Linked DNA regions of Mus musculus: all the other regions are linked to region 1. A link is a loop called in an ENCODE intact Hi-C map of the cell type or tissue named here. Cell type or tissue: heart. All regions are shown on one strand. Each heading gives the region's core, and the rest is flanking DNA. Links, peaks and the distances in the headings are about the cores only.

Region 1 (5,000 bases), core at 1-5,000:
CTCATCCCACAAGTTCTGACTATTGACGACTGACTGCAAAAAGCAAAATATGGTAAGAGGTGGCAAGTGTCATTGCACCAGAAGAAGACCTGCTGGCACGATAGACCCACCTGTAGCTGGACTTCACGCTTTTTGCTTGCCATTTGTCGACTTCTGCATGGAATAGGAAAAGAAATACAAACTGTGGAATTTGAGCAATCTTCTCTTTGTATACCCAAACCACATCTTAAAGTACTGTCCAATTCCCTTTAGAAAATACTGGCCTGCTCAGACTAGCCTCTAGAGAAGAGTCAGCGTCACAGGCAAACTACTGCTGGGCAGGGATTCTTTCAACAAACCAAAGCAATGCCAGAATGTTGCAGGCTTTTTTTTTTTTTTTTTTTTGAAGTCATACTGTGTGTGTGTTAATAATGTGGTGGTTTCCTATGCCTTTAGCAGAACATGTTAATTGGTAAACATACCTTTTAGATATGCTCACTCCAGTATTATTGAGTTTTTAGGAGAAAATCACTACTGTTCTCTGGAGCAGAACACAAATATTCCATGGGTGATAACATCAAGGATGCATAGAAAAAAAATAGCTCCTAAGACTGCATCCCAACAAAGTTGCTATACACCATAATGAAATGGGCCCTTTCTGTTAGACTGGGACCTTTATAGATAATTTAAATGGTCTCCCTTGCTGGGGTCTATGGCCCTTGATAGAATGAATTCCTGAAATTCAGTACCTGGACCGCTGGGTCAGGCCCGGGCTGAAGGTGGCAGGGCTCCTGCTGTGCCTTCTTCCCCAGCAGGTCCAGTCAAAGGGAGGGATGAGGTATGCCTAGCATCACCCCCTGGAAGATGAAGGGCAAGGACGCCAACGTTCAGCCCTCGAGGCCCGGCCGGCCCTTCCCTCCCTGTGGTGGAGGCTCGAGGATCCTGCTCACAGCAGGTAGAACTGGACACCAAGCCCAAGCAAGAGCAGTAGGCGCCTAAAATTCCTCCCCGACTCCTGCTGTATTGCTCTGGAAAGAAAGTTTCTACTTCCTCAAGATCCCTCCCTCTGCTGCCTCCTACCAAGTTGCAGTCTCTAAGACTGTACAGGGTCGCCACCCCTCCCCCATCAACATACCCAAGTCCACCTCAGCATTTCAAGTTCCCAGGGATTCTCTCCCAGAGAGCGGACCTGGAAGTCTCTCTCCTAGGCTTTGGATCCTGTGTGATCAGCCACGCCTTACAATAAACATACAAATCCCTCAAATTGGAGTAGAAACAGTCCTTCCTCCCTGCTGAGATGACGGTCCACCTTTGTTAATCTACTCTGATGCTCTCCGTCTTTCTCCAGTTCCAAGTTTGGCCTTGTATCTCTCTCTCTCTCTCTCTCTCTCTCTCTCTCTCTCTCTCTCTCTCTCTCTCTCTCTCTCTCTCCCTCCCTCTCTCCCTCCCTCCCTCCCTCCCTCCCTCCCTCCCTCCCTCCCTCCCTCCCTCCCTCTCTCTCCTCTCTCTCTCTCTCTCTCTCTCTCTCTCTCTCTCTCTCTCTCTCTCCCTCTCTCTCTCTCTCTCTCTCTCTCTCTCTCTCTCTCTCTCTCTCTCTCTCTCTCTCTCTCTCTGTTGTTTCCTCTTGAGATAAAACCTGAGCATGATGTCAAAGGATAGAAAAAGTGCCATGGAGCGCAGAGCTCAGCCGAGCGCTGTCCACATAAGCATCGAGCCTAGGCTGGATCTTGGTGTAATAAAAATCAGATTATCAATTATTGTGCCAACTGGAGTGAGTCTTCTGACAAAACTTTCACAGACGTTCATGGACCCCTCGTTCCTAAAACACTAAAACGGCCAGAGCTTTGAGAATTTTGTTTGCTATTGCTATTTAACTCATTCAACAAAATCGCAATCTTTCCGTCCTAGTGTATTCTTCCTGAAGTCTGTATATGAATTTTTCACATTGGCATATTTATAAAAACATTTTGTTTCTTGTCTCTTCTAGTTAACTATCACACTTAGAAACATTTAATTGCAGATTCACAGAATGTCCACAAGGTGGCAGTATGCACTTCTGAAGCAGTCCAGGAGGAAATCTCTCAAAATCCCTGACCACATGTTGCCTGAAGTACACTGAAGATCACCGGGCAACCTGGGACAAGATACAGAAGAGCTCTGGGTTCCTTCACTCGGGCTTTGCATTGATTATCCTGTTGCTGATCTCTGTAATAACACGTTACCAGTTGGAGGATGAAAGGCATTCTATCAGTTCACTTACCCAGTGATGCTGAGCCCCAGGGTCCCAGGATTTTTTTAGTTTGCTTGCTTGCTGGAGAGTCTCAGTATGTATCTCACATTAGCCTCTCTGCAGTACAGTCTTTTTGTATCATTTCAACCTTCAAAATATGCAATATACCACACACTCCATGTTTAAATATGTTATTGTATATACTGATTTATTTAGAAATGCTTTCTTCTACTGGATTCAACGGCTCTTACCTCACCAGTCTGCTGGGCACTACATATTATTTAGGCAGGAATCGCCAAACACACTTTTGTGATCACAATTTCTAAAAACTCACCATCAATTAAAGTTGCTAACAGTGACCCGTACTGGGTGTACTTGAAAAGCAACTATGTTCCCTTGTCTCATGACCAGGGAATCAAAGTTTTTTAAGATGGTTTCCAGAACCCTGGGGAGACAGGAGTTACTAACTTAAATAAGTTGAGGATGTATTTCTGAATGGGAAAAGGTTATTCTGAATCTAGGCCATTTTTGCTATTGCTCAGAAGTGCAGAGAACTTCTCATCTTACACTTGTGGAAACGGAGACCCCCAAACTGACAAGAAAATAGCCCAAGTAACAGAAATTTTGTTTGAAAGATTTACTGCTTTTTCTTACACGGGACCAAGTATGTCTTCACTCACATGTCAACTTCTGCCTGGGGAGAGACGCTGCTGAGGAGCGCAGCGCTGGCCTTCCCTCAGAGGCGACGTCACAGCCTTTAGGTTTTCCTTATTGTTAATTTGGTAAAGGATCCAGTGTGTGTGTGTGTGTGTGTTTTAACCTTCCTGTATGGGAGTTTTGCCTGCATATATATCTATACACCAAAAGCACATACCCTCAGAAGCCAGAAGCCCATGAACCTGGAGCTATGCATGATCCTTAGCGACCGTGTAGGTGTTGAAAATCAAACCCAGGCCCTCTGGAAGAGTAGCTGTGCTTTTGACCACTGAGCTGTCTCTGCAGCACATGTCCAATACTTCTTGGTCACACTGGGGTCTAAGAAATTCTAGTTTTGCAGACCACCCGACAGCTGACCAGGTAAGAATGTTTATTTTCTCCATCTGTTCGTATTGTCATGCTCCCTCCACATTTTCTCCTTTTTTTAAAAAATCCCCCTGGGAAGCAGAAGGCAGGAAAGACAAACCTTCAGCACTCTCAGCCACTGAGATGGGGTAATTTGCTTGGAAGGTCAACATTTTTTTTTTACTCAAGTAGACTAGTTCATGTGTAGAGGAAAAATGCATTCCCAAGAGAGCAAATCCAAATTAAAAAAAAAAAAAGTCATTTTGGTGCTCAATATATCCTTCCCCCTTCACACATATAGAATAAAATAAAAATATTATTGTATGTTTCAGAATACCACTTTTCTGCCTATAACAGGAAAGCCAAATAAAAATGATTTGAAGTGTAGTAGTTTCTTTTTCTCAGGATAAAAGAAGTGTGGATGTAGACAGCTTAAGAAAGATGGCCCACACCGAAAGCATCATCAAAATCCAGCTCATGCAGTTTCTCTTCCTTTTTGGGCTCTCCTGGTCTCAGTGGCTTTATCTCTGATTAATTATTAAAACATGCAAATTAAATATGGTGTTGTGGGGCCTGGGGTAGGTATTGGCAACAGTTGATGAGGAAATGGAGGCTCAGCAAAGGCTTTCTGAAGGAAGCCATTGGGTGTTTCAGTGTCTCCTGGGAGCCTGGCATTCACATTCCCCTGAAGAGGACATGAATGTACTGCAGAGAACGAGAATGGTCCATCTCTTCACTGGGAGGCCCCGCTCTGTCAGCTCAGGATGCTGCACAGGGTGTGGGAAGGTGGTCCAGGGTGGGGCCAGGTCATCAGTGTACTCATCTGCAAGCAGGTAGGAGTTCCTGTGAGGGAGCTGGAATAAACTCTAATAGAAATGAAACCAGTGAAGAATTACATAACATTACGGTGATGTCATGACTTCTGCAGTTTAAAAATCTACTCTGGCTAGGAACCAGAGAATGTGTTGAAAGAGATAGGGGAGAGATGAAGACTCTGCAGCCAGGGAAGCCACAATGGCTGGTGTGAGGTAGGTAACCTGGAGAAGTAGAGGAAAACATGAGTGCCAGCAGAGGCTAGGGAGCACTTGATAACAGAGAGTCCTGTTGTATTCCCAAGTTGCTGGGATGCCAGGGTGCCATTCCAAGCCCAGACTGCTGCAATAAAGCAAGCTCCTGGAATTTTGCCTTTGTTCCCTGAAGCATATAAAATTATGTTTATATATTGTAGTTTATTAAACATACAAAAAGATTATTGTTGTGTTAGAAAGCGGCTTGTATCTGGACAGGTCACATCAGGCCATCACAGCTCCACGAGAAGAGTTTTTTTGGGGGGGTGGGCAGGGAAGAGAAGGAGGAAAGAAGGAGGCAAAGAAGGGCGAGGGGTTGGGGTCTCTGCCGTTTATTCCAGTCATGACATAACACGCACACCAACACGCACAAGCGAGGCTCACAGGTGAGGGGCATGCCGGGAATGTGTGGCAGTTGCCATGGCAACAAATGCATGCGGCTTCTTGTCGCTTAGGGATGACATCATTGCTGGATTCGGAGACTGTAAACAGCTTCTGATGCCAATTATGTTTTAAAAAACAACGTGGATCAGTTAATTTGAGATGCCCCCTTGTCAATAAATGGTAATGTTTTCTTGTAATATTAATGCTCTGGGCATAGTAACCAGTCACTTTCTGATTGGATCTAAGTTTCAACCCATGAAATAGAACCTATACATGAC
Region 2 (11,318 bases), core at 1,082-6,081, 71 kb after region 1:
GTTTACCAGTCCAAGAATATTCTCCTTAATACCTCCAGGTTGTTTTTTATCCTTATGCGCTCCAAATGAACAGCTAGACAACCAGACTAAAGTCTTAATTGCATCATAAATGATTCTAATTCTTTTATTTAAAGCATCCCCCAGGCTTCTGCTGTGTATGAACGATATATACCCTTATTAACATGATATACTAGACTAGAATCCAATGACTTTTGCAAGCCTAAGCCAGTCTCCTCCCCCATCACATCTCCAGACAACTAGAGCACGAGAACTCTGTTGGGCTGCTTACATTTCTTGAACTTCCATCTATGTAGGCTCGCCTGAAGCTCAGCTGGTGATAACTTCCTTCTATCTTGCCAGTTCCCTCCTGATGCTTTGCCACAACTCCCTTGGGCTGTGTGGTCATTACCCATTTCACCAGGAATATGTCAAAATCAGAAGTGAGATGTGGAAGTGGTTTCTATGACTGTCTCTTAAAGAATCAATGATAGAAACAACACTAGTGAGTAGCCTACAAAAATGAGACTCCTAGAAATGTTATAGAAATTTACAGAGTAATATCATCCAATCCCCTATCCTCATGGGCCTATAGTCTATTTCCAGATCATCTTTCCATTACAGGAAGATTGGGAACTATGATCTACAGTGAGACTTCCCACCTTAGCTGTTAAGTAATATCATTTTAAGTGCTTTTATGTTTAGTAGGTAATGTAGATTGTCTGTAATGGATCAAGCACATCTCTACATTTAAATTTCCTTCTTCGTGGTAGGAGACAAATGCAAGATAAAGCACTTAATAGAATTCTCGAGTGTATAAAGAACTCACACGTAATTTTAAAAGAAGAGTTGTAAGTTAAAGATAAAGAGTGAAAATATCAAGTGGAAGAGAGGAGCAGAAAGGTTGTAGTAGCCAGAGGATAAAGGAGTTTAATATGAGATCGTGTCCCCTGGTAACTTCAGAAGCTACACGCATAAAGTCTCACTAACATGACTTCCCAAATATGAGCTGACTACAGACAATACAAGTGGACATGTCAGTTGTCAGGGAAAAGCCCATGAGGCCTCACCTACACAAAGAACTATAGGCAAAGGGGAAAGTTGGGAGTGAGAGAGGTGGCTTTCCCCAGCGAAGAGTACACTAAAGGGTTACTCAGTACTAAATGCCCATCCTTGAAAACATGTGTACAAGGGACATTATAAGCACTGAGCAGGTTATATTTAATTATATATATATATATTGCTTGTGTGTGTGTGTGTGTGTGTGTGTGTGTGTGTACAATAATGATCAATGGAAGGAAAGTCCAGGATTTCAAAGGCCATCAGGGATGGGTGTATGGAGGGGCTTGAGGGAAGGGGAAGGGTGAAATGATGTAATTACAATCTCAAGAAATAAAAAAAAATATATTTTTTTAAAAAAAGAATTAAAATTGTTTAGCAAAGTTCTATAATAAGTGCTGGGTTTTGAAGGACATTTTGAAGTTGTGCTTTTGCAGAGGTGGAAATCAAGCACTCCAGGGAAAGAAGAGGCTCTGAGCAAAGGTTTGGATGCATATGTTGGGTATCACCAGTTGCCTGTTATGACTGGGACACTGGAGAGTTGAAGAGAGAGCAGGTGTCTGCTAAGGAGTCTTACCAAATTCTCAGTGTGTGACTGTATGAGTATTTCCTATTTTAGCCTGAAATTACAAGAGATGCAGAGAATTTTAGATTACTAGATGACATTTCTATGTCTTCACCTTTAAAGCTATTTTATTTTTGCAATGGAATGAAAATTAGAGAAAAACCAAGCAGACAAGTTTATATCACTGAATGGACATTCTGTTGGTCAAGTTTAAACAAGGTAAGGTTTGACAAAGGTCAGCACCACATGGGAGAAATTGACCCTATACTGCACAAAAGTTAAAAATGGGTTGAAGAAAAAGGTTTGTGTTTTTAAGGTATGTCCATGCACAAATAATGACAATTCTGTGCCAAATACAAACACGAAAACCAAGATCTAATACTTGAACACTTTAGAACAATGAATCACATTAGAAAGACACCAAATTCCTCAGGCAAAAGAACTAAATTGCTACCTAGCTTCCTAATGGGGAAAGGGTAATTTTGAACATCCTCAGAGAGAAGGAAGAGATGTGAGAAAGACTCCAGGGCTGGAGAGGTGGCTCAGTGGTTAACAGAATTCTTCCAGAGTAGTTAACAGATCTTCCAGAGGTCCCAGGTTCATTTCCCAGCACCCACAAAGCATCTCCAAACCTGGTGGGAGTTGGTTCTAATGCTTTGTCTTAATTTCGCTCCCAAAAGCTGCACTTCTAACTGCCGAGGGTTCCCGAGGGTTGGCATTGATTGATAATAAAGAATTTCTATATAGCAAATGGCTGAGGGAGACAGAGGCAGGGTTTTAGATTGTATCTGCAAGGTACGGAGGGTGGAGGGTGAGCGGAAGAGAATTGTCACAATGGGGGAGCAAAGAGAACGAAGAGAACTTAAAGGCCTGCCAACGAGTAAGAATCTGAGAAAATGACCCTACGGACCCCTCTCCCGATTATGTCTGGGGTAGCAAAGATGAAATATAAAATTTAAAAGATGCTAACTAAGGAATACCAGAGGGGAGTATGTGCTAGCTGCAGAGAGGTTTAGAAGTGCCCAGCCATTGAGATAGCCAAGGCATATCAAAATTAACTGGCATGTATGTGACTTTCATTCACGAATCCAGAGCTCTTGGGCAGGTGCAACACGGGTGGGACCTGCTGGGATCCAAAGCAGATTTACTACAATCTGTAACTCCAGTTTCAAAGCATACTATGCCCTCTTCTAGCTTTGGCAGACACCAGGAACTCAGGTGGTACAAAGGCATACAGGAAGACATAACGGCCATACACAGACAAAAAATAATGTTTTAAATATTTATGTATTTTATTCATTTTGTATGGGTGTAAGTGTGTATATGGCCTCAGGACTGGCCCCCTGATATTGGGTTGCCTTTAGTGGACTCTTCCCAGTGAAGATCATTTCTTACACCCAGCACTTTTTGTTGCCTATAGTTGAATATTTTCTTTATTTTCACTTTCCTGGTGGCTACCGATGCTGAACCTTTTTCTTATATTCTATTTCTTATTTTGAGAATTGTCTCTTCTGTGCAATGGCCTATTAACTGATTGGACATCTTATTAATTGTTTCAACAGATTTACTTGATCTATCTTTGTGGTTTTCAGCATACATTCTTAAAAAGGTATTTTTTGCTAGCCATATAAAAGGACCGAGGTTAGGAAACAACATTTGTGCAGTTGTATTACTTAATCTCAGGCTCTGTTAATAATTTATCAACTACAGCTACAGTGCCATCTGGAGGCTGTGGGTCCTGTGCAGATTGTTGAGTAGTGCAGGGGATAGGATTTCCTCAAGGAATGAATAAACTTGAGGGAGAAACAAGAATTCAACATTGGTTGCCAGGTCTTGAATAAAGCATTTGGAAATGGACTCAATGTTACTCCACAGAGGATTATACATATAAGTGTGTTATGCTGACTGTGTGGGCTGTGTGTGGGTGCATGGGTATGTACGAATGTGTGTGTGTGTGTGTGTGTGTGTGTGTGTGTGTGTGTGTGTGTGTGTCTGTGTGTCTGTGTGTCCATGTGTGGGCATGGGTGGGTGATTGCATGCATGAGTATGTGGCAGCAACCAAATTAGGTCCTGAATTTGGAAGAACAAAGGGTGTATATTTGAGGGGTTAGAGAGTGGGAAGGAAAGGGGCAAATGATGTAATTATATTTTAATTTCAAAGAGTAGAAAAATTTAAAACAGAAATAAGCATGCACATATACATAGAACACTGACATCCCACCTTAACCTGGTCAGAATGACTACTTAAGTGTAGTAAGTGCTAAAATGCAGAAGGTGATGTAGAAAAATAACGATGATTATACAGTCCTGGTGAGGATGCAAATTAGTGAAGTCACTATGGAATCAGTCAGGTTTAAAATTCCTCCAAACACTAAAACTAAGCCAGGTGGCTGTGGTATGTGACTTTAATCCTAGCATGCTGAAGCCAGAGGCAGGCTAATCTCTTTGAGTTTGAGGCCAGGCTGTTCTAAAGAGTGAGTTCCAGGACAGTTAAGGTCACACAGAGAAACCCTGTCTTGTTAAAAATAAAACAGAAAAAAAATAAGTAAAACAAAACAAAAACCCCAAACCTAAAATTAAAATTTAAACAACCATATATTCAACCTCACTGTTCCTGATTGTACAGCAGAAGTCAGAAAACTACACAAATATGTTCATAGCCAAGGTTACTGCAGTATTCACAATAGCCAAGACAGCCTACAGCAAAAGAATGAAGACAATGTGGTATGAATACTTGGACAATCGTTTTCCTCAGACATAAAGAAGAATGAACTCATGTTATTTGCAAGGGAATGAATGGAATTAGAATCATCAAGTTAGTTGAAGTAAACTAGACTTGAAAGACAAATCTGGTTTTCTTTCTTCCTTTCTTTCTTCCTTCCTTCCTTTCTTTCTTTCTTTCTTTCTTTCTTTCTTTCTTTCTTTCTTTCTTTCTTTCTTTCTTTCTTTCTTTCTTTGCAAAATCTAGTTTTAAACATACACATGCATATGCACACATGCCCATGCATGCATATACACACAAATACACATGTGCATGCATACACCAATGAGAGTGAATGAGAACTCTTTGGACAAAGGTAAAGGACCAGCAGGAAGCAGGAGAGGATGAGGGAGGGTAAAGTGGGTGAATATTAGCAAGTATATATTAGCACATGTAAATAAATGTCTTAATGAAACCCATCATTTTTTACAATTATGCAAATAATTAAAAACATGCTAACAATAAAGACCTAATCCTCCCAGTTAATCTTCAAGTTAATTCAAAAGTTGCAGAATGCTTATATTTTAAATTGTGAAAAGTCAGTGTTGTCAAAGGCAATAGAGGAATCTAGGCTAAGCAAATACTGGGGTTCTTTACGTCATTTTATAAGAGTTCTGTAAATGGACAGAAATAATTACTTATAAATAAATGTTATTTAAATTAAGCAAAATCAGTCTGGGGTAGGTATATTTTCAGCTCTTTGACTGTTGAAATTCATCTCTCAGCTGACTCTTTACAACAAACTCTTGAGTTCTTTTTTTTCTTTGAGGCCTCTTTTATTGTCTGTCCTCGGCTCAACAAGCAGAGTTATCTGCTAACAGGAAATGAGATCACTCCTCCCACAATTCTCCAGTGGCCTCTCACCTTGCCCAGAATCACACCGAAGCTTAGAGGTATTCTACATCATCTTGCGGGGAATCCTGACAAGCTTTGCCTTTAGTCTCATCTTCAATCTCTTCCCTTATTAATATACGACACCTGAACATGACCATAGACATACCTCTGCCTCAGGGCTCTTGGACACATGTAAAGACCACCTTTTTAGACTGTTCTCCAGACAGCTGTTGAGCTTGCTAGCTTCTTTCATGCTCTGGCCACAGTCCTTACTCAGAGACTTCCTCCTTACTTTTCTGTTTGAAATGATGATGTCATCCACATTGACTGTCCTTGTCGATGGCATTTGTCTCTGCAGCTCGTACCGATGCGTTACACACGTATTTGCCTGTTTGTATGCCTTATGTTCCTGTGCACGTAGGTATTTTGTTTGTCTGCCCATTTGTCCTACTGATCACTATACTAGAATTAAAAAGCAAACAAACAAACCTGCTTTGTTCCTATTTTAATCCAGAATTTGGATTCAGTCTTTGTGAGTATTATCTTCTTGATATATAAATGTTTAATGATTAAAACTGGGCATCCTATAAATTCTAATGAAGCACAAAATCACCACGTAATCAATAAAACATGCTGCTTACAAACCACGAGAAGAGAAATAATCAAAGGCAGGAAGGACAATAGCGAACAGAAAACCTGCAAGCCAGCATCATACAATAATAATAATAATAATAATAATAATAATAATAATAATAATAATAATAATAAAAGTCAACAATCCTACCTAAGATTGGTGGCGTGCTATAATGCAGCACTTGAGAAACCAACACAGCCAGGGATTGGAGTCAGCCTGGGCTTCACAGGACTGTCTCAAAATACAGCCAAAACCGTTAATGAGCTGAATAACTGAACCAATATAAATGATGTGTGATTCGTTTGCTTTGTATTTTTTAAAAGAAATTATTTCTAGAATGGTGTAATTTAGAAAAATAACTGAATTTAAAAAATAAATCATATACTTGGCGAATCATCTCATAAAGCCATTACTTTAAAAAAGACAGAGGGGTTGAGGACACCAGGAGAACATGGCCACAGAATGATCTATGTAGACTCCCGAAGCAGTCATTGACCCTGAATGGGTATGTGCTAGGTCCTCTGAAAATATGTTAAGGTTGTGTAGCTTGATTTTCTTACGGGACTCCGACTAGTGGGTGTCGGGGATATCTCTTTCTTTTACTGCTCTTGGAACCCGTTTCCTCCTACTGGGTGGCTCCACCCAGCCCTGTGCACGGTGCCTGGTCTTAATGTAGCCTGTTACTCCATGTTGGGTTAACATCCCTGGGAGGCCCTTGAGCATTCCACTGCAGGGATTCAGCACTACCCAGTCGTTTTCTGAGCAGCACTTCTCAGCAGCCTTCCCTCTCCCTTGTCTTCTTTCTCCACTTGGCCTTACTCTACTGCATCCCCAGGGCACAAGGAACACATGGGCTACAGACCAGAGGACCAAGAACACAGAACTACAGTCTTTTGTGAAACTGAAGATCCTCGTGTTGCGAGACTAGATTAAATTGCTGAAGGCACTGAGACCCACATATGAACCTTCAGAAGAGAGCCAGGCACTCACTGGCTAACCTCGGATCTCTGTTTTGTTCCAGAGGCAAAAATCCCCGTGGTGGTGGCCGTGTCCTGTGTTAAGTCCGCGGAACCTCTAGCTCACTCGTTAGGAGCATGAGAGGTTCTGGAGCCCAGATAGAACGGGAACAGCTTCAGGGAGCAGGGGCGGGGGGGTGTCAGTCCTCCACCTTTGTCCAGCCCAAGAAAATCACATCCAGATTCCAATATTAGTTGGAAAGGAATGAAAGCAGACACTTTAATCGCTCTTGGAAAATCAGCAACAAGCTATCCGAAGCACACCAAGAACTCTGGGTGACAGAGGCGCAGTAAAGACTGTCTTAGCCTACCGAAAACCAAAAAAAAAAAAAAAAAAAAAAAAAAAAACCGCCAAGATAAAAATACCAACAGTAGATGAACGGCAACAACAGATCAATCGAGAGAAACCCATTTGAGGAAATCACATAACAGAAGTAGCATTTACAGCCCCCCTCCTCCCACACACTTTTTATATTTTCACTCTCTGGCGGTCATTTTTGTCTGCATCCTAGAAATAATCACCTGGCCCTTCAAAATCAATGGCTATAAAAAAGAAATCTCCTCTTGAACAGCTTCCAGTGAAATGAGACCTGGAGCCTATATAACCAAAGACCACTCACTCCAGTGCAAAAACTAAACAACGGAAATAACAGAAAAATGTGAAAGGGGAATGGAGACGTGGGGCTGGGAGGACTGGACTGGGTATAAATAATGGTAGGAGATGAATGTAAGCAGAATGAATAATTACATACACATATAAAATACTTAAACAGTACATTAATTTATTTTTTTTTTCCAATGCAGGCAGAGAAAGTCTGGTTTAAAGTCTCACTTCTCTCTTGAGAGGCTAAATGTCTTCCTTCCTTCCTTCCTTCCTTCCTTCCTTCCTTCCTTCCTTCCTTCCCTCCCTCCCTCCCTCCCTTCCCTCCCTCCCTCCCTCCCCCTCCCTCCCTCCCTCCCTCCCTCCCTCCCTCCCTCCCTCCCTCCCTCTCTCACGCTCTCTCTTTCTCTCTCTCTCTCTCTCTCACCTTCTGGTTACCTAGAAGGGAAGTGGCCCAAGTCTCTGTGCAGTCCTCCCAGGGAAGGGGAAGGGGAAGACTGCCTGGCTGCTCTTCCTTATTGAGACACCTTATTAAGATGCCTTGTGCATTTTGATTGTCCCCCCTCCACCCCACCCTGTCCTTTTGCTTCAAAGAAATCTATCCAGGGATTGTGATTTGCTCTTTAAAAAAAGAAAAAAAGAAAAAAAGACTGCAAAGTGCTGTGCCTAAAATTCCTGAGGGATTCAAAACTGTCTAGCCTTTTTGTCACCCTTACTGCTGAGTTCTTTTCCATTTTTTATTAGATATTTTCTTCATTTACATTTCAAATGCTATCCTGAAAGTCCCCTATACCCTCCCCCCGCCCGCCCTGCTCCAAAACCCACCCACTCCCTCTTCCTGGCCCTGGCATTCCCCTGTACTGGGGCATATAATCTTCACAAGACCAAGGGCCTCTCTTCCCAATGATGGCCGACTAGGCCATCTTCTGCTACATATGCAGCTAGAGGCACGAGCTCTGGGAGTACTGGTTAGTTCATATTGTTGTTCCTCCTCTAGGGTTGCAGAACCCTTTAGCTCCTTGGGTACTTTCTCTAGCTCCTCCATTGGGGGCCCTGTGTTCCATCCAATAAGTGACTGTGAGCATCCGCTTCTGTTTTTGCCAGGCACTGAAAGAGCCTCACAAGAGATAGCTATATCAGGGTCCTGTTAGCAAAATCTTGCTGGCATACGCAATAGTGTCTGGGTCTGGTGGCAGTCTATGGAATCAATCCCCAGGTGCATCAGTCTCTGGATGGTCCATCCTTCCATCTCAGCTCCAAACTTTGTCTCTGTAACTCCCTCCATGGGAGGGAGTTCCCCATTTTGTTCCCCATTCTAAGAATTATCCATACTTTGGTCTTTCTTCTTCTTGAGTTTCACGTGTTTTGCAAATTGTATCTTGGGTATTCTAAGTTTCTGGGCTAATATCCACTTATCAGTGAGTACATATTGTGCGAGTTCCTTTGTGTTTGGGTTACCTCACTCAGGATGATGCCCTCCAGGTCCATCCATTTGCCTAGGAATTTCATAAATTCATTTTTTAATAGCTGAGTAGTATTCCATTGTGTAAATGTACCACATTTTCTGTATCCATTCCTCTGTTGAGGGGCATCTGGGTTCTTTCCAGCATCTGGCTATTATAAATAAGGCTGCTATGAACATAGTGGAGCATGTGTCCTTCTTACCAGTTGGGGCATCTTCTGGATATATGCCCAGAAGAGGTATTGCTGGATCTTCCGGTAGTACTATGTCCAATTCTCTGAGGAACCGCCAAACTGATTTCCAGAGTGGTTGTACAAGCTTGCAATCCCACCAACAATGGAGGAGTGTTCCTCTTTCTCCACATCCTCGCCAGCATCTGCTGTCACCTGAATTTTTGATCTTAGCCATTCTGACTGGAGTGAAGTGGAATCTCAGGGTTGTTTTGATTTGCATTTCCCTGATGATTAAGGATGCTGAACATTTTTTCAGGTGTTTCTCAGCCATTCGGTATTCCTCAGGTGAGAATTCTTTGTTCAGCTCTGAGCCCCATTTTTTAATGGGGTTATTTGATTTTCTGGAGTCCACTTTCTTGAGTTCTTTATATATATTGGATATTAGTCCCCTATCTGACTTAGGATAGGTAAAGATCCTTTCCCAATCTGTTGGTGGCCTTTTTGTCTTATTGACGGTGTCTTTTTGCCTTACAGAAGCTTTGCAGTTTTATGAGGTCCCATTTGTCGATTCTCAATCTTACAGCACAAGCCATTGCTGTTCTATTCAGGAATTTTCCCCCTGTGCCCATATCCTCGAGGCTTTTCCCCACTCTCTCCTCTATAAGTTTCAGTGTCTCTGGTTTTATGTGGAGCTCCTTGGTCCACTTAGATTTGACCTTATTACAAGGAGATAGGAATGGATCAATTCGCATGCTTCTACATAACTGCCGGTTGAGGTAGCACCATTTGTTGAAAATGCTGTCTTTTTCCCACTGAATGGTTTTAGCTCCTTTGTCAAAGATCAAGTGACCATAGGTGTGTGGGTTCATTTCTGGGTCTTCAATCCTATTCCATTGATCAACCTGTCTGTCACTGTACCAGTATCATGCAGTTTTTATCACAATTGCTCTGTAGTACACTGCTGAGTTCTTCTAACTCCACAGAGAAGCATAGTGCTAGGCAAGCATGCTTATGTGACCAGTTAGGGGAGGGGAGGTCAGACCTACACACAACATGACCCAGTCATTCCCTTTTCTCCATGATTCACTTTCCAAGGTTTAAACCTACTGCTTTAAAAAAAATCATGATTTTAATTGCCTGCATTTCTGTGCCATGAAATTTCTTGTCGCCTTCCCTCATAGGACATGATTAGTCCATCCCTTGATTCAGTGTGTCCATGTCTTTGTTCAGTGTTTCCTTGCCATGATGCGACACTCCCTATACTGACGAGAAGTCTCTAGTTATCAGAACTGCTCTTCAAGTGTCATGGTGGTTTTCTTTCTCATAATCCTTGTTTTACTTAATAACAGGAACAAAGCACTAGCTGCCAATCACAGAAAGCCAAAGAGAAGTTGTAATGTATTTTCTTTGAATAAAAAATGACAATTACTGACCTAAAGATAGGAAAGATATTATAGAAAACTGCTAAAAATCAATGGTGAGAAAGGATTTTGTATCTACGACCTTGAAAAGGGAAGAAGTATGGTAATTTTGCTGCCGTAGTCAAAATGTAGAAGTTATAGCTACAGAGCATGGTAAGTGTGAGGCTTTGAAGGAGAAGCCATGAAGCAGGAGTGTCTGGAACTGCCTGCAGATTCTGCTACCCAGTGGGGTCAGAGTGTATCTTCAAGGATGAGATGAGCTGGTGTAGTCAGCAATGCTAGTGACTTGAAGCACCAAGACATCATAAAGCAAGAACCAGAAGAGAGTAGGTAAGGCTGTTTTCATGAGCTCATTCCACCCCACTCTAGGCCTGGTTCACCTATAGCACTGTATGTAGCAGACTCTCTTTCATTCTTCACCACCATGTAACCTGTGTTACTATCCACCTGCTCATCTGCCCTGAAGTCAGCTTTATTTCCTCCTGACCACTGCCATGGTTTCTTGGTTGTTGTTGTTGTTCCTTTACTTTGTTCTGCTCTGCTCTTCCCTCCCATTCCCTCCCATTCCCTCCCTCCCACTTCCCTTCCCTCCCACTTCCCTTCCCCCTTCCCCCTTCCCCCTTCCCCCTTCCCCCTTCCCCCTTCCCCCTTCCCCCTTCCCCCTTCTCCCTTCCTTTCCCTTCCCCCTTCTCCCTTCCCTTCCCTTCCCTTCCCTTCCCTTCCCTTCCCTTCCCTTCCCTTCCCTTCCCTTCCCTTCCCTTTTCTTTCCTCAGTGATTTTGTCTTTTAATCTTAT
Region 3 (11,318 bases), core at 4,975-9,974, 61 kb after region 1:
ATCTGTTTTAAGAACGAAGATACCAGTCTCTGAATTTTTATAGTCTCTATACCTAAAACACCAAGTCGTTTTCATCAGTCAGTGTGATACTGATAATAATGCAGAACTGCAGACTGAGTTTAGGAAGAGGTTCACAGTTCTAAGAGCTCAGGGTCAGGCCACATCTGATTTGTCTTTTCTTTGGACAGAGTTGTAGGGAGGACACAGAACACAGGGACTCTGAATGTGAAAATATCTCTTCTAATCTCCTACTCTTTTCACAAAAGCATCAGGATTTAGCCATGAGGATTCTACCCCAAGGCTGATGAAGTCATACAAAATAGTCTAAGCATGGTTCTAGTCCTCTAAGTTCTTCCAAGTAAATAGAAGATGACCTAAGGATATTCATGCACAACTCCTTAAGAATGCTGACTAACTTGACCAAAGCACAGGGAAGAGAAGGCAACAGAGAGCTATATGAAGCTTCTTTTCTCATGGTGGTTTTAACATCATCCTCTATGAGGCCTTAGATAAGTTCTTTCACCTGAAATGTGGCATGACTGCCAATCTCTCATCTTGTATCTAGTGTCTTGCAAATTTTAAGAGCAAGCACCTACTCTCACTTCTTTGGACTCCTGATAAACCCCTTTTATGAGTGCTCATTCCCCTCTCTAATACATTCTCCAAGTTCTTATCTTCTTTATTTTATTTTATTTTATTTTATTTTATTTTATTTTATTTTATTTTATGTGTATAAGCATTTTACCTGCATCTATATGTGTGTACCACTCGAGGGCTTGGTATTGAAAAATGTCCAGAAGAGGATGTCAAATAACTCTGGAAATGGGGTCACAGATGGTTGTAAGCCACTAAGTGGATGCTGTGAGTTGAACCTGGGTCCTCTGGATGGCCAGCAAATGTTGTTCTCAACTACTAAACAATTTCTCTATCCTTCCACATTCCTCATTAATTATTAGTATTTTGAAATCTTTCAGTTTTACTACACAAGTCAAATCTAATTTCCTTTTCTTTTTCTTTTTTTATTAGATATTTTCTTTATTTACATTTTAAACGTTATCCTCTTTCATGTTTTCCCATCCAACCCCCCCATCCCTACCCCACTCCTCCTGTTCACCAACCCACCCACACCCACTTCCCTGCCCTCATATTCTTCTACATTGGGGCATTGAGCCTTCACAGGACCAAGAGTCTCTCCTATTATTGTCCAATAAGGCCATCCTCTGCTACATATGTAGCTGGAGCCATGGATCCCCATAGGAGGAACAACAATATGAACCAACCAGTTACCTCCACCCCCGCCTCCCGCCCAGAGCTCCCAGGAACCAAATCTAATTTCCTATTTAAATCTTTCAATTCTTTCGAATCCCAAAATACCGATAATATTCTTTAAGTACAATATGAACTTCTCAAGGAATTAATTAAAACATATTCTTAAAAGTCCAGAATGTGCTGGATTGCACCACTCAAAGTTTATAGGTTAAAAGAAAGAAAAGGAGCTCGGCCACGCCTAGCATTCTGACTTGAAAAGTTGGGTAATAATGAAACATCTAAGGTATTTATTTACTGATGTTAGGAAAATTGGAGCTGAGCAAGAACAGTAACTCACTGGGTACCTGGCCTTTGTAACACATTTGCAATCACTCTTAATGCTTTTATGAACATGTCTTCAAACGTGTATTGTTACACAAATTATAAACCAATTATTAAACAAATGATATTCACAATGTTGATGAATCTCAAAAGCTTTGTATAAACCATGTAAATTCTCAGCAAGGAAACAGTACTTCTAAAGATACAAAAAAGGTTAATGAAGTGTAAAAATATTATTTTATGTATCAAGTAGAAATGTGTGTATAGTAACTAACCAGACACACAGATATCCTAAATTTTCTGAGAAACAGGAAAGACAATTAGAAAAAATACAATCTCTAAAATCTTTTCTAGGAAAATAATAATTTCTAAAAAATTTAAAAATTCTATATAGTAATACAAAATGCCACAAAGTATGTGAATATATATATATCCTAAAAATTTCAAAACCAATGTGAGAGAAGACAGATAAATGTAGCCAAACTAGTAGGGGGAGATGTGGTCTTTAAATTGGTCTGTACAACACCGGGGTGATGGATGTCTGATGTCATCACTGAACTATACACTTAAAATGATGAGTGCTTATCTAATTTCTAATTTCATTAAAATGTGATGATATGCTAGCCCCAGAAAATCTCAACTTCTGTGGCCACAGAACACACTTCAGAGAGCTGTGGCCCACTTACCAGTATCTCCCTGGAAGCTCTGAAGTTGGCTGGGTTCTACTGGGTAGTCCCTCTATTCACCTTTCCTTTTTCTCTGTAAAAGAGCAGTTCTCCTGAGTAAAAGCAGTCCTGTTTTCCTTTGAGTCAAGCACGAAAATGCCACCAACACTTCTGCTCACCACTTCCTTACACCGTTAGCGTAGTAAGACTGATTCCTGAAAGAAAAGAGTAAGGTCAGTGCTTCTGCTACTTGAATCAATTTCTTTGTAAAGTTCCATGATCACTGCCTTTCAAATATCAGAAGCCCAAGTTAAATGATTTCTGTTTGCCAGGACTACATTATATTGGCCTATTTACTTTCACAGTAGGCTCCCAGCTGCATAACATGTTGTTACATAGAATTTAAGGTGGTGAAATAGTCTTGATGCCTTCCTTTCTGTCTCTCCATAAGCAGTTGCGGAGACACAAAACTAAGAGTCTATAGAGTGGTTCAGTCTTTCTTGTTTTGTCACATTTACAGACATTCAGAAGCTATAGTTCCAGAATGTGACTTTGTTTCTGCTGCTGGAGACAAGAGTTAGCTTACGATGGATATCCGTGTGCAAAAGGTTCAGTTCATCTGGTAACAGGGTCGTGGGCTGAGCCATTTGCTCTTGGGACAGTTGTGGCAGAATTCTGGGTTTTGGTACTATAAGTTCTGAACCTCAGATATGAAGATGACATTTTAAACATCCATCATAATGTTGCTGACTGTAAATGGAATAAAGCAATAAAAAGTCAAATCAAAGACTGAGGATTTTTGGCTGAGTTAAAGAAGGAGTCTGCTTCACAACATTTGCAACGCTACATGTAAGAGTCAAACACTGTGGTGTGCTTGTGTATTCACTATGAAATGCTCTCTTCAGTTCTGTTTGTTTTGGAAACAGAGTCTGACTAGGAGGCCCATGGAATTAGTTTTTATTGTTAACTTACATACCTACAATCACCTGAGATGAGAGAGCATCAGTTAAAGAATTGCTCAGATCAGTTTGTCTGTGGCCACGTCTGTGACACTTGTCTTGATTGATGTGGGAGGCCCCAGGCTACATTGGCAGCACCATACTTACCCAGGTGTGTTGGGCTGTGTGAGGAACCTAGCCGGGCATGAGCCAGCAAGCAGGATTGCTTAGTGGTTTCTGCTTCAAGTTCCTGCCCGACTTGAATCCTTGCCCCAACATCCCTCAGTTGACCACTGTAACTTGTAAAGTCCTCTTCCAAGTTGTTTTTGGTTTGGGTTTTAACATAGAAACATAAAAGCAAACCAGGACAGACTCTATGCTGCCTCAGACTCATAATCCTCAGACGCAGCTGGCTGGCTGGCCAAATACTGAGATTATGAGTATGTACTGAAACATCTGGCTCTGATTTCAATGTTTCTAATTTTTTTAAAAGTCTACTTTTCCTGATATACTTGAGCCTGATTTGTTTACAATGGTTTTCAACCTGTAGGTTGCAACCCCTTTGTGGGTCACATATCAGCTATCCTACATATCAGATTTTTATGTTATGATTTATAACATTAGTGAAATAATTGTTATGAGGTTGCAATGAAATAATTTCATGGTTGGGGGTCACCACAACATGAGGAACTGTGTTATAGGTCACAGCATTTAGAAGGTTGAGAGCCATTGCTCTAAAGTCTGTATTTTGCACTTTTTTTTTCATTCTCTTTGCTTAAAGTCTTAAGAATTCTTAGATTTAAAATATATTTAAACAAAAATTGTGTTTGCCTGTCTTGTAGCACTACAAATTCAGAGTATTTTGACTCTATTTTCCCCTTATTGTTTCCATGGGTTTTAAGTCTATACATGCTTTATTATTTTAGAATAAACAAATGGATGGCCTGTGGAAGTTTTTAGACGAGCTATACAACATGGTCACCATCGTCGAAGTCACATTGGTATTAGCTCTAAGGTTTGATGCTCTCATATGCCTTAAGAGACTCAAGCTCTCCATTTACTGCAACTAAACAAAATGAGATCATCTAGACAGTGTATTTTAAAGGAGCCGGTAGCAGATTTTAACCATCACAGCTACATGATAATGCTAAATGTGGTAAATATGCTGATAATTTTAAATTAAGCTAAAAAATTGTATTTTAAAAAATTCTTTTAAAAATACAAAAATTGGAACAAGTGATTCACATGAAAGACTTTTGGAAGAGCCATATGAATACCTACTACTGTTGATGCTGATATATATATATGTATATATATACTTACATACATACACACACAGTTTTTTTTTTTAAAAATCACCATATAATGAGGGAGACAATACTCCAATTAGACATCTTATAATACCAAGTAAATCTTCAGTAACAGGAATGAATTACATCTTATTGAGTTATTGGTTAAATGGGTTCCATAGAATTCCCCAATCCCAAACATCACAGAAAGGACTATTGCTTACTTTCTACAACCTGATAGTAAGATCCTGTTTGTGAAGACACCACTTACTTATGACATTGAACATGGGAAAATTAAGCTGGTTCCCAACTAGATTTAACTTTACTGACTAGTATTCATGGTGCTAGAAGGTACTTTGTACACACTAAACAACCAAAAGTAACCAGCTTCAAACTTATGACCTAAAACATTAAAGTTCCTGCAAAAATGATACTAGTGCACTAGTGACAGAAAAGTTATGGGAGTAAGCAAGTTTTAAGGTCTGCTCCATGAGAGGGAACCCATATGTGCCGCTGCTAGGGTGCTCAAAAAAGAGACTAGCTAGGTCATGGGCCGTGGGTGGAAACCGACTGTTATTCTGCTAAAGGGACATAGCAATATAATGACATAGTGCTATACACATAGATCAGTGTCTAGCTCAACTCGCATCATCAAATGCCTTCTTTCAGTAGGTGATAATCAACATTGACACAGCCACCCAATGTTTACAAAGTAAGAGACTTTGAAGCACTCAGTTCTAAATAGGATGTCTATATCAAATTTCTCTCTTCAAGGGTCAGGTATCTACAAAGAATAGGAGACAGAAAGATTAGAAGAGCCATAAGTAGTAGATGGTGCCTAGGAAACAGCTTTTCAGATATAGCAGGGCTTATAATATGTAAACTCACACAGATTGCAAAAGTATGTATATGATGTGCACAAGAAACTTAGAATACCCAAGATTCAATTTGCAAAACACATGAAAATCAAGAAGAAAGACCAAAGTGTGAATACTTCATTCCTCCTTAGAAGGGGGAACAAAATACCCAAAGAGGGAATTAGAGACAAAGTTTGGAGCTGAGACAGAAGGAAAGACCATCCAGAGACTACCCCACCCAGGGATCTATCCCATAAACAGCCACCAAACCCAGACACTATTGCATATGCCAGCAAGATTTTGCTAACAGGATCCTGGTATAGCTCTCTCTTGTGAGGCTATGCCAGTGCCTGGCAAATACAGAAGTGGATGCTCACAGTCATCTATTGGATGGAACACAGGGCCCCTAATGGAAGAGCTAGAGAAAGTACCCAAGGCGGAAGGGGTCTGCAACCATATAGGAGGAACAACTATACGAACTAACTAGTACCCCCAGAATTTGTGTCTCTAGCTGCATATGTAGCAGAAGATGGCCTAGTCGGCCTTCATTGGGAGGAGAGGCCCTTGGTCTTGTGAAGATTATATGCCCCAGTACAAGGGAATGCCAGGGCCAGGAAGTGGGAGTGGGTGGGTTGGGGAGCAGGGCTGGGGGAGGGTATAGGGGACTTTCAGGATAGCATTTGAAATGTAAATGAAGAAAATATCTAATAAAAAATTTCTATAGTTAAAAAAAATAATTCAAGAAACACAGAATCTCAGCACAGAGGAGAGGACATGTGTACAAAGTCCTACTCCTAACCAAGGAGCTATTTCTAATTGCTTCTTGCTGGGGCAATGGGGAATCAGTTTCCTCCAGTGGAGTGACACTGGGTATAATAAACACAACTCAGGGGCAGGAAAGATTCTACTTTCTAACAGTCAGCAATGATCACGATGATACATCTAAGCTCTGCTCACGAGTTCCAAATGGTCAAGACAGAAGAGAAATCTACCAATCTGTATTTAATCAGCAAACACTGAAGATGTCTGGATTTTATTCTGTTGTGTTTCTAAGATTGTGCCTATTGAATGCAAACAGTAAAAGGAAGAAATCATGACAGAACAGAAGTGGCATATATTTGATGATGTGATCAGCTTAAACAACACTCCTGGATAGATTCCAGTCCATGGAGTTCTGCGGTTTAGGGGACCTTGATCTCTCAGTGCTCTACTGGCTATTTGCTAATGAAGCATCTAGGTTAAAAGCAACCAAATAGTCTTCATGATATATATATATATATATATCACAGCCCAAAGATCTGCCATGGTGGAGAACTCCTAGCTTTCAGATATCTAAGCATGTTCTTCCAAGAGTGTCCAAAATAGTTTGATAAATTTTGGTCATGAAATGGGCTTCAGGCTCTAGGATGAGGTATTCTGGAAGACATAGCTCAAGTTTAAAAGTTCCTCTTTCAAAGATGGAATTCCAAGGGATATCAATAATCACATGAAAGTAACAGGCTTTACTCTCTTCAGATTTGCTCTCATGTCAGGAGGTATATCACCAAAGATAGTAAGGGGAAAGGGACCACAGTCAAATGACTCACCAGTGACAACTATTATAGTAAGGGAAAAGGGACCACTGTCAAAATCGCTTACCGGTGACAACTATTACATGAAGATAGATCTGGAGCTTAAAGAGAAGGTCAGAGTTAAAACAGTGAGGTCAAGAAAACTGGAATGAGAGATAAAAGAGTTTGAAACTGGGTATGAAATAACCATAAGGAGGAAATAAGAGGAGGGAGTGGGCTCTGGACCAGTGTCAGCAGACTGCCTGCTTCCTCAGAGCCCTCCTTCCTCAGAGAGCATATGTAAGGCTCCTTTGCCCTTTTATGTACCGTTGCCTGTGTTGCAGCTAAGTGGAACACACTCAGTTGTAAGGATGGAGATTCCCAAACTGCCCCATAGACAAGGAGTTAAATATTATGTAATCAACAACAACTCCAGCTCCATTGTGGTAGCTCCCATGGTGAAGCTACAAGTTGACTGTAGAAATGTGATATCAAACACAGCACAGGATAGTTTGTAGCCAGCAAAACACTGGACAAAACGTCATAGATAGTTAGGATCACTAGTTAACTGATAGATGCTTAGAAATTAATAAAAGTGGGATTTCATCCACCCCTAACTGGGTGAAAAACATGGATAGAGCATGCTCACCTATCATACATGTCAAGGCTATATGCACAGAGCACATGTGCCCTCTTCTGGCTCAGCCCATGATAGACCAGAATAACCTGTCTCAACAGAAAAGTGCATCTGCCTTTGTTCCATTTCAACCAGAAGGCCTCTGGAGATCCTGAGACAAACCAGCTCAACAGCTTTTCCTCTCTTGGTCTCAGGAGTATCTCTCCATCTTCCTTACCTTCTCATCCCGCCCCCCCCCCCCAACTTTCCTTAATAAAGTTCACTTCCACTTTGTCTACTCTCAATGGATGTCTACATTTTTCATCTCTGTTGGTATAAGACAAGAAGCCAGTGTTTCAGGTTGACAGCTGAGTGACTGTTGAGTTTCTGAAACCATAAGTGCCTGGGTCATGCAATCCTCTGGGGAGAATTGCCAATTCTTCTCAAAAGCTGCATCATGCTAATGCCAGGTACTGGGTTTCTGTGATTGGCCTCTGGGCAGCTTTCATGTCAATTAGTGCTAGATCTAGCTGCAGTCATCTTATATATGAGGAATCAAATTCCTCACATGCTATGTATGCCTCATGCAGTATTACTAGAAGTATTTCAGCCATAATTTTATATTCATCTACCTAGTTTCTTTATCCATTACTTCTTCATGCATCTCCTGATTTCTATCCAGGGTAAGTTTTCTTCTGCTTGGAAAACTCCATTTAGTATTTTATTTAATGGGAGACTGTGAATTCTTAGATTTTGAGAGTGCCTCTGAAAAATGACTTCATTTTATCTTCATTTAAAGATACACTTTAATGGCATAGCAGCATAGAATAAGGCTTTCTTCCAGCATGGTAAAGATGCTGTGTCATCATACTCTAGCCTTCATCATTGGTACTTAGGCCACTGATGCAGCTGCTGCATCTGTTAATGTTGTACTTCTTTTTTCTTAAGCTTTATGTCAAGTAGATGATTTTCTTTGTGCTGAGCATAGTCTTGTGTCTGTGGGTTTTTCTCTGATTGTTCTGATTGAAATTCCTCTTGTTTCTTAAGTGAACTAGTTGATGTCCTTTCTAACCTGAAGGAAGGCCTCACCTATGACCCTAGAGACACTGTTTTGTTCCAATTCATTCTTTCTTCTCACAGTTCAAATATACTTATGCTAGACATTTTCAGTGTTTCTCTTAAAGCTCTACTTTTTCCAACTCTTCTCCTATCTGGGTGTTTTCAGTCATTCTCGTTCACTTCTTTTATAACTAGCTATGTCTTTTCAATTAAAACAACTGTGTTCATAGTGAAATCCTTTCTGTTCTAGACTGCTTACTTTGATTAATAATTTTAATTGGCTTTTGACACTTTCTCATAAAGTATTTTATATTTTATACCTTCCAATTCTTAACTAATTTTTAAAATCTTGGTACTCACACTTATATTTATATGTTACTTTTCTTCTGTTTACTATTATATGATCATAATATTTCTCATATCTAGCAATTTAATATGAACTTTGGAAGCTTAGTTTTTAATGTAAATCTTCCAGGTTATAATTCTTTTCTTACAAATAGGAATTATCTTTTATTCCAGAATACATTTTGAGTCATGTTTTGTACTGTTTACCAATTTCCTCCAAATTGAAACATTGCAACCTAGAACAAGTAAACATCTGGAAACCTCAGAAAGATCCTGAAACTTACAAGCTTACCAGGTTTCCTCCCAAAGTTATATGGGGAATAAAGATGAGCTGAGGTTCTCCACTCCTTGGGTGGCCTGCAAGTCCTGGAGGGCACTCTAGGGCAGCAGCTTTTGTGAGTCATTGTCCATCCATGCTGTTGACTTTTCAATGACACAGCTGTGTATGTGTGACATTCCTCCTCAGTCTATAGCCCTCCAACCACAGTTCTGTAACGAGTGTACACATTGTTTTACTAACTTGAATGTGGCTACAGTCATAATTGATCATTCATTGGCTCCCTCTCTAGGATGAGTAAAAGTTTCTTCTATCTCTCCAGGACAAGTCACATAACAGTTCCTTCAGTCCTGGTAAGGCAGAGTTTACCGCTTTACTCTGCAGGCATTTTCTGTTCCCTTTATTTTTTAATATTTATTTATTGAATATTATACGTGTTACTACACTGTCGCGGTCTTCAGATGCATCAGAAGAGAGCATCAGATACCATTATGGGTGGTTGCGAGCCACCATGTGGGTGCTGGGAACTGAACTCAGGACGTTGGGAAGCTCTTCATGCATTTTCAACAATAGTCAAAAGTATTTATGCTGGGTACCAGTAGAAAATGATATAGACTAGCAGTTCTCAACCTGTGCGACACATATCAGATATCCTGCATATCAGATATTTACATTACAATAACAGTAGCAAAGTGACAATGAAATAATTGCATGGTTGTGGTCACCATGACGCTGTGTTAAAGGGTCTCAGAGTTAGCAAGGTTGAGAACCGCTGATTTTGACTCTCTTCAAACCTTTTCTTGCAAATCCATTTATATATCTGACATATTTTACAAAAATTTTCTGTTTTAACACTGTGGTCTCTCTCTCACCCCAGAATCCATCACATTAGGGAAGAACTTGAACTTGTAACTCTGGGTTAGAAAATGCCAGTATGGAAAAGATGTTTCTTAGGTTACTTCTTTGAGTTGTTCAGGAGGCTTGCCTGCTTTATTCATCACCTTGGATGCACATTCCAGCAAATCAATTTTGCATTTTACATAACTTAGTTAAGTTTGGTTCTGGAGGTTGACCCCTAGGGCATGGTAGGTAAGTATTCACCTTTGGTCTTTATCGCCAGCTCTGTGTTTTATTCTATTTGACCTTTTAGGTTGTTCTTGATGAAACCTCTGATCATCTGATAGTCATTTCATCCCTTGATGATTCAGATGCCAATGACATATGGGGTGTTTTGGTAGCACAGTAAATAGTGTTTTGAAACTGTTGAATTTAACTCAAGAGAAAAGGGAACTTACCTCTAAACATCGAAGATTAGATTCCTAACTTTGTGAATGTGCCACTATGAATTGAATAATTCCATTATGAATTGTAAATTATGGATGCTGTCATGAATTGTAAATTTGGAAGTGCATTATCTAATGCTTGCATAAGCAAGTCCACTCTTCAGTGTCCTCCAGTCACCTATGCCCTGGCTACACTGGCCTTGCTCCAAGTGCTGCAATATTTAGATTCTTTCTGTCCAGCACTCCCATCTCAGCCTCATTCTCCAGCTATCCACTAATTCTTTAGAAATCAATTCTGCTGTTAGTGCTTTAGGGAGGCTGCTTTATATCCTATGGTAGGTCAGATCTGTCTGGCCTTTTCTGTAAGAATGGTGTATGCTCTTCACTTGTGTGGCTAAACTATTACTTAGGCAAGCAGATTTCTCCTCAGCCACACCCTCGGGGTTACAAATTCTGAGAAGATGGAATGCTATACATTTTATTACCTTAAACACTACATAGAAGAATAACTAAATGTCTGTCTAAGAGCACAGGGTGTTATTTCATTCTTTGCTTCTGCTATTGTTTTCAAAGTTACTGTGGAAAAATTAGTCAATGCCTATGAGGCTCATTTTTCTCATCTAAAATGTGATCTCCAACTCAAATAATCAAGACAAATGGCATAGTGTATGAAAATATGTGAAAAAATATATAACTCAATAATTAATATCAGTTACTCTAAGAGAAAGAAAAAGCCAAAAGTATGAAGTAGAGATGTTTTCCCAGAATGTCCTAAGCATCCTCCACTAGCAAAAAAAGTCCCACAACATTCTGGGTTCTGGGAGAAACAGGAAAGCAGTCTGCAGGCAG

The links. A loop is a pair of places that touch in the nucleus more often than their neighbours do. Peaks named below come from ENCODE experiments on the same cell type or tissue, not always from the same donor. Only the 100,000 strongest peaks of a DNase experiment are listed, where the experiment ranks them.
Region 2: it touches region 1 in a loop (12-fold over the local background); 5 of 42 quality-filtered maps call a loop at or near these places.
Region 3: a loop joins it to region 1, with 5 times the contacts of the local background. A loop is called at or near these places in 5 of 42 quality-filtered maps.

The regions. Positions count from the first base shown.
Region 1 is chr13:19,696,894-19,701,893 of GRCm38, forward strand. Nme8 (NME/NM23 family member 8) reads right to left here and starts at 867. Exons shown (of 17, transcript NM_181591.3): 1 at 729-867; 2 at 111-153; 3 at 1-33. The coding sequence starts at 143. In heart, for the core only: a CTCF peak has its summit at 2,015 (motif pointing right); no DNase peak of the experiment used is centred there; H3K27me3 peaks cover 205 bases.
Region 2 is chr13:19,767,021-19,778,338 of GRCm38, forward strand. All of the region lies in intron 3 of Gpr141 (G protein-coupled receptor 141), which reads right to left. Among named protein-coding and RNA genes, the nearest start is that of Gpr141b, 40 kb to the left of the region's middle. In heart, for the core only: a CTCF peak has its summit at 3,343 (motif pointing left); no DNase peak of the experiment used is centred there.
Region 3 is chr13:19,752,734-19,764,051 of GRCm38, forward strand. It overlaps Gpr141 (G protein-coupled receptor 141), which reads right to left. Exons shown (of 5, transcript NM_181754.4): 4 at 2,277-2,470. Among named protein-coding and RNA genes, the nearest start is that of Gpr141b, 25 kb to the left of the region's middle. In heart, for the core only: a CTCF peak has its summit at 7,574 (motif pointing left); no DNase peak of the experiment used is centred there.